Linked DNA regions of Homo sapiens: all the other regions are linked to region 3. A link is a contact called in ENCODE Hi-C or POLR2A ChIA-PET data. All regions are on one chromosome and are shown on one strand. The core of a region is the stretch at or near the end of the contact, and the rest is flanking DNA. Distances in the headings are between cores, read along the strand shown. Region 1 overlaps MAML2 (mastermind like transcriptional coactivator 2). Region 2 has its middle 23 kb from the start of SESN3. Region 3 has its middle 230 kb from the start of FAM76B.

Evidence for each region. A loop is a pair of places that touch in the nucleus more often than their neighbours do. ChIA-PET counts read pairs that join two places held with the same protein, here RNA polymerase II (POLR2A). Pooled maps may share reads with other maps.
Region 1: a loop to region 3 is called in a pooled map, with 6 times the contacts of the local background. The contact joins two enhancer-like sites. A Hi-C loop is called at or near these places in 7 of 50 pooled maps. POLR2A ChIA-PET finds 5 or more read pairs at or near these places in 2 of 52 experiments (CD8-positive, alpha-beta memory T cell and OCI-LY7).
Region 2: a pooled map shows a loop between it and region 3 (7-fold over the local background). The contact joins two enhancer-like sites. A Hi-C loop is called at or near these places in 1 of 168 maps with a recorded cell type or tissue (tibial artery), 14 of 37 single-sample maps with no recorded cell type and 10 of 50 pooled maps. POLR2A ChIA-PET finds 5 or more read pairs at or near these places in 4 of 52 experiments (GM12878, activated B cell, activated CD8-positive, alpha-beta memory T cell and 1 more).

What each region holds. Positions count from the first base shown.
Region 1 is chr11:96,051,496-96,055,186 of GRCh38, reverse strand. All of the region lies in intron 2 of MAML2 (mastermind like transcriptional coactivator 2), which reads left to right. Among named protein-coding and RNA genes, the nearest start is that of MTMR2, 130 kb to the right of the region's middle. Within about 2 kb of position 2,011, at least 2 of the 41 ENCODE cell types and tissues checked have a DNase peak (open chromatin) inside an H3K27ac peak, as active enhancers do.
Region 2 is chr11:95,252,065-95,255,961 of GRCh38, reverse strand. No RefSeq gene overlaps it. Among named protein-coding and RNA genes, the nearest start is that of SESN3, 23 kb to the right of the region's middle. RefSeq lists an enhancer at 1,474-1,863. Within about 2 kb of position 1,506, at least 25 of the 41 ENCODE cell types and tissues checked have a DNase peak (open chromatin) inside an H3K27ac peak, as active enhancers do; they include GM12878, where a contact is called at or near this core.
Region 3 is chr11:95,555,214-95,559,238 of GRCh38, reverse strand. No RefSeq gene overlaps it. Among named protein-coding and RNA genes, the nearest start is that of FAM76B, 230 kb to the left of the region's middle. Within about 2 kb of position 2,543, at least 2 of the 41 ENCODE cell types and tissues checked have a DNase peak (open chromatin) inside an H3K27ac peak, as active enhancers do; they include GM12878, where a contact is called at or near this core.

The sequences.
Region 1 (3,691 bases), core at 762-3,261, 500 kb before region 3:
ATGGTCTACCCTTAATTATATTTCCAGCAACCTTTTCTAGGTACTAAATGTAGAAGTCAATTAAGGGAGGTTTCAATGTATCAGTATCCTGTTTGTCCTGAAATGTAAATGGAAGTTAGGAGAGTTTTGAAGCAGATGCCATCTGCTGGATAGCTAAGATACTGTAACCAAAATAATGTGAACAGAAAACATATGGAACAGTAGATCTAAATGAATGGACTGATTGCTAATTTAAGTAAATACTACTTCCCAGGCCCCAGGTAGAGTGAAATCTCCCTACTATACTGTCTACAATAGAAATATTTAAAATTTATTTTTTTCTAATCTGAATAAAGAAATCCCTTCCTGTTCATGTGTAATGCAGATCCTCAAACTCTTTATTTAGTTTGCCATCATAAGAACAAACAGAATCAGTGCACATCTTCTGAGAAATGATAACTGCAAAAATGCCTTTGGAAGCCCCCAAAATTAAAACCAGAAGTAATATAACAAAATGGGGAAGGGTTAATATGGTTATATGGGAACAAAGGGTAAGTATATCAAATTAAAACCATATGTAAGACAAATACAGGCTAAATAGTTAATTCTTTTTTTCTCTCTCTCTGAGGGACCCTTTTAAATAGAATTGGTCCTACTTAACACCGTCACACTCCCACACTGCTCCCTCATTGGAAGAACCCATGGATAAAGGAACCCCTCCTTAAACTGTCCAACCTCCCTTAGAAATTGTTTATTACAGTCATGTTCTGTATAACTGCTGTTGTTACAGGATCGCAGTCTGGCCTCCTTCTCTAACTATCAGAACAGGTTGTTTCACATTTTTGAAACCCATTTTCCTCATTTGTTAAATATCACTCAGTGAATTTTACTGTCCTAGTGAGCTATTTAAAAAGTTAAGGCACAAATTAATAGTATATCCATAAACAGCATTCCCCTAAAATATCCCCGTCTAGAGTTACTACTTAGAATCAGGACACTGACAAGTTAGTCTGTGAAAAGAATGGCATTTCTCCACATGTAGAAAAATGTCCTAAGAAATAAGAACCTTTAAAATTCCAATCTGCACCTGGCTAAGAACTCCTCTGGGGATTTTGCAGAGAGGAATGGGCAAGGGACCCATGCATAGTAATACATGTAAGTAAGATTGTTCATTTTTTTTTCTCCCAATGGAATATAAAACAGTAAAACAAACTCCATATATTTCTTACATGAAGAGCTCTCAAAATGGCGGCACCCAAGTTGTCAGCTCCATTTCCATTTCTGAGTCACAGATACACATATATGGCTGAAAGGAGGGAAGGAGCAGACAAAATACCAAACAGATGAAGAGAGAAAGGAAAGATGTTCCCAAACATGTTAACTGTTTGCCCACATGACTTATTGGTATGTTAATGTCTCACATCAGCCACCGCTAAGGAGAATGTCGCCCCTTCCTTCCCTCTTAGTTTATAAATGGAGTCACATTATGTAATCACCCTAATGAGGTAATAGAAACATAAGTACACAGGAAAATTTGATAGTGTTTTCTCCTAATTCATCCTCTGTTATGTTGGTCACCCCCCCATCCCATTAACCCTCCTTCTCTCTTCCAGACTGGCCCCCTCCAAATTGGCTGAGTTTCCCGTCCCAAAGGACATATTGTTGGCTATTGTTTATAATAAGTCTCTCCCCTCTTGGCAGGATAGAGAACAGCTGCTGGTCTATTCTCTGCCACAAAGACCAACTTCCTTCTTTTGCCCTGGATGATTGGAAGAAAGTCGGGGAGAAGAGCAATTTATAGTTGTGTTACAGTACCTCTATTTTCTTTTGTGTTTATTTATATTGCTTCCATTTCTGTCAGGGATTTCTGAGATAATCAAGATCATTCTGCTACAGAGTTTTCATTTGAGTAGGCTCTAGTGGCAGTTGGCATTTTTCTTCATTGAGTCAGACATTTTAGGACTCCAGGCTAGAGGAAGTAGTGAACATTTCTCTATGAGAGTTTGAGAATCAATATTCCTTTTTCTAAAAAAATGAACTCATGAATGTATTCTGTGTTACATGAACAATTAATGACTTTGAATTTCTCAAGGGAAGACACCTTGTCTTTGCCAACTTTCTGTTCCCCAAACTTAGTACAGTACCTGCTTCATAATGTTTGCCAGATGAAGTAAGTGGAGTGCTGAATGGAGTTCTGGTTTGTTCTGTGAAATGTAAGCTATGCTGACAGTCCAGCACTTAAGTCTCACCCTAGACTTCAGGCCAGGCAAGGCTCATCACCTGAGGTGGGACCTTCTTCTGAGATCTTTGCCTTAGATCGTTTCTGGCTCTAGGCTTCATTCTAGGCAAAGAAGCCAGGGAACTCAATGTTTCAGAATCTAACCCCCAGCAAAAGAAACCTAGACTAGGTACTGAATCTTCAGAGAGACTTGAGCAGCTCTGGAAGCAGAATGTGGAGAGCATTTCTCTGTTCTTTGTTAGGAGCAGAAGGAAACTCACAAAATGGAAAATTGGTCTAAGACTCTATACACAGGAAAGATCCAAATGGCATTGACACAGGGCATCAATGTGATATCAGACAAGACAGCTCTGGTGGATAAAAAGGAACCACAGCCTATCATTAAGGTTTCTCCTGAGAAGTGTTTGGAACTAAGGTTGGCTGATGGTGAAGGCCATGTTTACTAAAAACTGGGCAGAAGCAGAGTGGTGTCGTTAAGTCCAAGGAGTGTGACAAAGAGGAGAGTGGCTCCTGACTCTCTTACTTATTTCTGTATGAACTTAGCTTGATAAGCATTAATAATAGCAAATTTTCTCTGTAGTCAAAACAGTCCCCTTTCTGGGGAGTAAGAACTGGAGACCTGACAATTTCCATGTGGTAGATGCCTCATGGTAAGGGTTCTTAATGCATTTTCAAATTTCCTAGTATGTGTTCCTAAATGTATCATATGGATATTGATTAATATGGCTCCCTGTACTTTCTGTAGTCACTACCTTGGTTCACCCAACAAGCACTTAACAAATATGTTCCTGACAGACATGCAAAGAATGTATATGACTGAAAATAATACTAGGTGCTAAAGCCACTGAGAGGTCTGACTTTCTGATAGTTTGTAGCATTTTGCAAGCAATACAGGAAGAAAGAATAATAATAGCTATGACTTATAGAGTGTTTAAGACATGACAGGTACAGTTGTGGTCACTTTACATGCATTGTTTCATTTCATCTCATAGTCTAGTTTCTAAACGGAATCCTTGAAGACATACAATGCCACAATGCTCACTTCTGCCTAATTGTGAGCCAGGCCCTTCAGAACTGGACAAGGAAGCTGGTCAAGTTGGGTCAGAGAGTAGTTTAAGCCATCTCTGGAGACAGGGAGGCATAAAACTGATAGACAATTAAATCCAGGTAAAGTTTGCCCTTTTTCTGCTCTTTGCCTATCTCCCTGGTTCTCCTGATGCCTCCTGAATGGTTGCTTGTTAACGCAAATTAATTTTAACTGGTGGGCTTTCAGGCATTTGAGGAGATGGGAAAGTGGAGGCAGAAGACCCTGCATAGAAAACTGTTGAATGAAGTCCTTGATGTGAACCTCTATTTAGTTGCACATCACACTAAATAACACACTAGTTGAGGGCATGAGATCTAGAATCAGACTGCCTGAGCTCAGATGCCATGCTAGGGGTGTGACCTTGAGGCAGCTTCTGCATGCCTCAA
Region 2 (3,897 bases), core at 257-2,756, 300 kb after region 3:
AAGGACAACATGCTTTCAAGGGCTGGAAGCAGTCTTTTTACATGCTAATTACAAATCCTACAGTATTTGTGAAAGCAGGTCCCTCTGGGATTTCTATCAGCCAACAAGTTGTTTATTTCCAGTTTAAAGGGGGTGGAGGGTCTATGAATTATTGAGTAGCTACTATGTGTTTTGCCTGTGCTTGGTGGTGAGAGATTGTTTATCTTCACAACCGTCCTTGGAGCTAAGCATTACCCCAGTTTGCACCTGTGGAATGGAGAGGTGGCTGGAAGCACAGAGCTGGGATTCAAAAGCTGGGAAGCCTAAACTCTGGAAGCTGTGCTCTCTCCTCCAGCATATTACCAACCTTTGAATGTAATGTCGGCTTTTCTTTAAGGAATATTCTCAAATCCAGCCTTCTTCATATTTCAGAATAGCCCGTCCCTAATTAGCTCAAATTAGCTAGCTTTGTAAACCCTTTTTCATTTCAGTAATGAGGAAAACGAGGCATTCAGCCAAGAAGCAAACTGTAGAAGGATAGGTTGCAGCAGGTCTGGGCTAATAAATTGCAGTACATGGTGCTTCCTGAGACCTACCAAGGACTCTGAAAGAAGACAAGATGAAAAATCACTCCCTCTCTGAGATATATATTTTCTTTTGGAAAGATGTGTTTTCACCACTCACAGGAAAAACTGCTTTCTGGCCTTAGATAGCACAGAAATTGTCCTCAGATAATGCCAGTGAGGAACCTGCCTGGGAGGTCTAATCGACCTGGGATATGTCATAGGTAATGCCGGGTAGGTAGGTTTAACCCTTCGATTGCACCCTTTTCCAATACTGCTGTCACTGCCCACTAAGATCAGAAAAACTGACAAAATTTTGGGAAATAACTTCATGTTTTCAGAAATGCTACAAAGCCCTCTCCACTCCCACCCATGAGACAATGTCTACAAGTCACATCATATCCTTCCAGCTTAGACTTATTTTTAAAGCACACACAAAACACACTTTAGTGTAATTGGAGAATTAGCACTTTTGCCCCAGAAATGAAACAGCTGTTGATTTCCAGGCTGCTTGTCATTAGAGAGAAGACTTGAAACATCAGAGGCAAGTTCAAACTCCCTAAGAGGCAGTATTGAACTTTACTTGTAGCTCATGTGCCAAGAGCTGCCCAGCATCACTATGCATGAAACAAAACAGGTTTCAAGCAATTATAAGACACAACATATAAATCAAGACTTTAGAATCTTTATTAATGCTGAATTTTTTATTCCAAAAAAATACTTTCAGGAAAACAAATATGACTCATGACTTATGAGACTGGCTGCTTGGATGCAAATCATCTTAACTGCTTGCACACTCCTTGGTACCTTTTCAGCTAAAGAGCCATTCAGCCTCAGCTTCAAGTGCAGAGGAAGTGCAAATAACCCCTGCACTTCAGAGCACAGCTTGCTTTGCTAAGAGACAGTTGAGCAAAATCCCAGCACGCTCTGATTCATTCTGCCTGCTGATTGGTCGTTCTCCCTGGCTGCTGACATCATCCTGTTGCTGGGTGGAAAACTTATGCAGCACAGCCCTGATGCTGACTTCTGATTCTTGTGAAGGGGACGTTGTACTCAACAGCGAAATCAGATTGTAGCTCAAATGGAATTGGAAGATATCTTTTTTGTGTGATCACTTCAGTCATCTTATGCCTCTTAAATTATAGCGCCCTCCCAACCCCCATGCCGTAATCTAGCAAATGCTATTGTGTGGCACTTTCTCTTCCAAGCCACCCAACCCCCAACAGCCTCTAGAATACAAGAGAATAAGAAAAAAACCTTATCGTTTGCCTTCGACTGTAGGTGGAAGATGTCTTACACATCTCCTAGATGGGGCTGGCCTTCTGATTAGTTCATTTGCCTTTACCATCAGTATTAAACTATGTCTTCACTTGCTGCAAAGAATTGTGAAGTAATTTTTAGGACTTTCTATAAAAAATGCCTTATTACCTCTCATTTATTTTCCCAGCATTCTGTAAGCCTTAGGTAAACTGGGGAAGTAGTGACAAAGGCCAACTTGTCTGTTGCCCTTTACAGTGCGCAAAGAACTTTTTTATATACAATGTCTCATATGTTCTTTGCAGCTGTCCCATGCATGAGGTACTATTACTTCCCCCACTCTATAGATAAGAAAACAAACCCCTAAATATTAAATCCATTGCCAGCCATATAGCTTGCACATGATGAAGCTGGGCCTCAAACCCATGGTTTTTAATCCTAGTTTCTGAACTCTTTTCACTCAGACATAGACTCTTTCAACCTTGGGAGGCTAAGTGATTTGCAAGAACCAGTGCAAATTAAGTAGCTAAACCAGTGCCAGAACCCAGCAATTCTTGTTCTCCACACAAGGCCTTTTCTTCTAAACCTCTTGGTAGCTCTCAAGACAATGTTAGAGATGCTCTTAGATACACATTTATTTTAGAAATCTTTAGGCTTTCACAAGCTTTTACTGATTAAGTGCAGCTTTGAGGGAAAAAAATAGAAGCCTAATAATTCAGATGCACATTTGCATTTATTACATAAGGCTTCTGTAAGGGATAAGCTTATCCAGTTGCAGGCTTATTTTAAGTTTTAATGGAATGATTTTGACAGATCAGAAATAGCAGGCTTAGTAACCAGCTCGGTAACTTAGATGTCAGAGACATTTCCATGGTGGATAGCGGGGCTCCTTAGCTCTCAGGACACACTAGATTTCTCTTGTTTGTCTCTGACTGGGATGATTAACCACCCTTTGCTTGGCTTTCATCTTTCCTGGCACAGCTTTGTCTTTCATCTCATTCATTGCTCCAAACCCTTCTTCCCTTTAACTTTTAATACACATACAAAATATTTCAGCTTCCCTCAGTTATTTTTACATAAGCAGAGCAGGAAAACATGGATATACTTCACGGAGCCTGCCACATCTGGTTTGCTCAGGTACTCCCTTACCCATCTTTATTTTTAAATGAGACAAAGAATCCTTCAAAAAAGGCTTAGGAGACTAAAATGTTGGAGGAAAGGAATGAAAGAATGGGGGGGGCAAAGATTACTCAGACATGGAGGTGAATATTTGCATTTTCTATCTTGATCTTTGTGACAGCAGCAACACATAGTGTGGTGACTTGTATTTCACAACGTACATAGCTGCTTCTGTATACTTTGCATTCTTCTCTCATTTTCCCAGTAATTGCCTTTTTTCACTGTGGGGCTTTTTGTCCCCTTGACCCCCAGGTCTCCTACTTCCTGTGTATGACTTAGGCACATGTAGCTCACTCTAAATTTCAGCAAAATGTTCTCTCTGAAAGTGACTTCTTTTCACACCACTCAGATCTTCACATTTTCACTGCCTGTGGAAATATAAACTTACTGATTTTTGTCTTTCTGTGTTATTTGAAGGTAACAAACAATTTGTTGTGCTGAAAAACAGAATTGTTGTCTCATAGACTCCCCAGAGTGATGGGCAGTTCCTACATCCAGCTCTCTGGCTCCCTGTTCAGTGGACCTACCACACCTTTGTTCCTGCTGTCTGTTTTGCCTGAAATGTGTGTCTTAAAATATGGCACAGTAGATGCTGAGCAAAAACAACAACAAAATCCTATGGTCACATAGTTAGCGGCAGTTGAAACTGAAATTAGACCCCAACCTCACATGATTATTAAACGAACATTTTAATGATAAAGAAAGACATTAATGCAGGCTAAAAAAAAATGTGTGCACCATCCAATTCCAAAACCCCAGACAGGCACAATGACTCACACCTGGAATCCTAGCACTTTGGGAGGCCAAGGCAGGTGGATCACTTGAGGTCAGGAATTCGAGACCAGCCTGGTCAACATCATGAAACCCTGTCTCTATTAAAAATATAAAGAAATTAGCCAGGCGTGGTGGCAGGAGCCTG
Region 3 (4,025 bases), core at 1,294-3,793:
AGAAGAAAGTTAAATTGCTATGGGAGCAGACAGAAAAGAATGTCTGATGCTCTGCTGGGAGATAACGTTTCCAGATGTGAAAGTACAAACTTACCAGGTGGATATCGGAGTGGATGGTGTGGGTCTGAATTCCAGAAAGAGGAGCAGCTGGTGCAAAGGCCTGGATGTGTGATGGAGCCCAGTGTGTTTCGCAAGGCTGGAACAAGGGGAATAGCAGGGAAGTTGTGAGAGACAGAACCAGAGAAGATATTCTTAGGCTCAGGCCTACCATAGAAAATAGGAAATCCAGAAGCCATTCCTGCTCTGTTATACATGTAGCTGACTCTCTTTTTCCTATTCTTCTTGCTCTTTCTCTACTCTTCATACCAACAGTGCCTTCAACACTGTTGAATTATCACGACATTGTTATGACAGCTGCCCAGTAACCATTGTTCTTTAGTAGCAGTGACCTAATTTCCCCTGGAGAACCATCCATTTCTCACTCTCTTACCATGGAGTTTGGATGTAGCTGGGCTCATCTCCTAACTCTTAAGTTGGGTCCTGAACCTAATGTTGGGAATCTTTCTGCCTCTTTAGAGGAAGAAGTACTCCATAAATCACACCACCCTCCTGTCTTTGGGGTAGGTGGACTGAAAGATGTTAAGCCTGGAGGTGCTCTTAATTATATTTGCTGCCATTTGAAGAACTGGCCTGAGAATAAAGCAATGTTGAGGACAATAGAGCCAAGAGATGGAGAAAGACAAATGACATTTGTTTTTTGAGTACCTGGATCTAGCTATGGATGAAGCCACTTCAGCTCCTTGTTTTTCTGTAACATGAAACAATCCTGTTTACAATTAGATACATGTTACCTGCAAACACAGTGGCCTCTAAGGCCCTAGCTCCCTATCACCTCAGTGACTTACAGTGCCTTGGAGCATTTGATAACTTGATTCAACTCAAGAACCTCAGTCTTAGAAATCGTTAAGTGCTCCGAGGAGAACAGTTACTCAAATGGGACATGTTTGGCCTTTATGGCTCCAAGTGCCCTCAACTATTCTGACTCCCTACCCTGCATCTGTTCTTTAATAAATGCTTGCCGGGGACATTCATATGGAAGAACTGTCCAACTCTGAGGCTAAGAACTCCAGCTGTAAGTGATAAGGTTCCTTCTGAGGATGCATCAAGAGCATGCCAGCTCTAGGGGTCTTGCTACTTCCACCATGCCCTCTGGTCACCTTAGTTCTAGGCAGCTACTCTTTAGTTTACTCATCCTAATTTCCTCATCCTGGTTAAAAACATCATTATTCTTGCTGGAATATCAACTACTGGCTGACAGCAGTTATCACTCAAGCCTGCCTAACCACTTAAGCTAGAAAGATTAAGAGGAGTTGGAATCCAACAGACTTTAGTTCAAATCTGGGTTAACCAAATAATTCATTATTTGACTTTGGGCAACTTCTTAGCCTCTATGAGCTTTAGTTTCCTTATCTATAGAATGGGGCTTATAATCAGTACCCAATGCAAGTAATTGTTGTTTGGACTAAATACAATCTAAACAACAATAATCATGGTACACCAAGCCTGTCACTCCAGTTTATCATAATGTGACTTCTACTTGATTTTCCCATCTTTCTCCATGATTCCTTCCCCATTCTTATGGAAACTTCCTCATTCTTATGAAACTGCATCAGTTCCAACCTCACAGATGCAGTCACCAATCTGAATGTGCATGCACAGCTCCATCACTGTGACTTTGACTCTATAGTTCCTTTCACCTGAAATGTCCTATTATCCTTCTTCAAGACTCAGCTCAATTTTACCTCTTCTATGAATCGTTCTTTTACCAGGTCAGCTCCTAACTCTTTGATCTCCTGGAGAACTTATGGCTGAAAGCTATCCATTTATCATCCCGTTTTGAACATTTGCTTTCTTTAATATTTTGTATCCCCAACTAGATTGCACCCTCCCTGACCCAGTGTCTTACACATAGATGGCACTCAACAAATATTTGCTAAATGCTTTATTTTCCTTTTATGTCATTGGGTAACACTGAAATTCTAATAACTAAATGTAAAAAGACAACCTACCTCCCCAGCACCATAACCACCACAAAAGGCTGTACAGCTTAAGTTAAGGCCTGTCTTCTGCTTTTGAATTTGCAATTGGAAACATATGGTGATTTGGAACATAGCCATTTTTTTTCTTTTTTTTTTCTGTCTAAAGAAACCTTTAAAGCCTCACTAAATATGTCAAGAAACAGCAATGAAAATGTCAAGAAATTGTAATATTGCTTATTGCAAAACACACACACACACACACACACCCCACTGCTGATGTGTTTATGAAGTTCCAAGTTGAAAAAACAAGGGCTAATTTTAGATTCTGGTTTTTTCCTTCAAGTCATAATAAGAAAAAATACAAACATCAACTGAAACCCCAGTGCACAAAACCTCTTAGTCATACCCAGTAGGCACTTTCAAAAACCAATTTTCTAGAGAAAGGATTGTAATTCGTAGCTCATTGAATCACGAATCCTGCTGCCCTGATGAATAGAAGGGATTGAAAGAACCACCACTGGAGTCCTGTGGCCCAGTCTTGAATGCAGATGTCAAAAATGGGAGCCACGACTTGGATGTTGTTTTCTCACACATTTTCCAGCTCGTTGAAACCCTGCAGTGCTTAAGATGACTTTGAAGACCCCAACTCAGGAGAAAATGAGCAACCCAGTTCTCAGTGACAGGAATGCCAATCTTTTGACATCCTGATAATCATCACAGCAATCAGTGGGGAATCAGGTATTGAAACTTAGACTTCACTGGGGAAATTCCCATCCAGTGCAGAGGAGTCTTTATTAAGAAAGCTCTGACTTTCTAAACACTCTGGTATCAGTAGCTCAATTCTCATTGCGGAAGACAGAGTGGGGAGGCAGAGTGATTGTTTCTGGATAATCCTGCTTTCTCCAGGGGGAATTCCTGACTTCTGGGCTACTGGTGTCCCAGAAGCAATGCCATCCTCTCCAGAACCATCTCAGAAGAATGACATCATCATGCCCTTACTCTTTGTTCTCTCATTTCCCTGCTTTCTTATAAACATCAGTAAATATATTAAAGCCAAGGCCAACAGAACCTTCAAAAAGATGTCTGTGTGTCATAGAATCATGGATCCCTTATGTCTTTACTGGAACTTGCTTTTTTTTTTTTTTTTTACTGTAATCACTGGGGCTTCAGTGATAAGATACCTTCATCACTAGCCAAAACATTATTCAAGAACCAGTCGAAATCTCGGATTCTTTATGAGCCCTTCCTCGGCAACTTTGGTCTTCTGGGAACCTTCTCTCCTCTCAGCCTTAGAAAACGTATTGATTAAACCTTCATTTGTTATTCACTGTGAACTTCTTTATTTTTTTGTGTGGGCAAGACTTTTCTTCTCAAATCGGTAGTGTCTTGTCTTATTTTATCATAAAGTTTAACAGAACCCTGAAGCCAGATGATCTGCGTTCCAGTGTGGCTTTGACACTTTCTAGGTGTGCAACACTGAGCAAGTTACCTAACTTCTCTGTACTTCACTTTCTTTATCTGTAAAATGAGGCTAGTAATGATATCTATCTCATAGAAAGGTAATGAATATTAAAGCAGTTAATCGATGTGAACTGTGTGGAACAGGCCTAGGAGACAGTAAGCACTAAATAATGCTATATATTAACTCCCTCAATACCTCTCACAGCAGTCCATACCATAGCTGATTCATTCATTTAACAAATGTGTATTGAGTGGCTACTATATTTCAGGGACCATTTTACAAGTTAGTAATGCAGGGGTGAACAAAGTTGATGAAGCTATTTCTCATGGAATCTACTCTCCAGAGAGACATATAATAAATAAATAAATAAATAACATGGTAAAACATAATTTAATACAACATAATAGGATATGGTTTCAGATAATGTTGTGAGCACTGGAGCAGCAGCATAGGGGATAAAGTGCGATGGGGGACTAGTCTACGAGAGGGTGGGGACACATTTTAAGTATTCACTAAGCATTTAA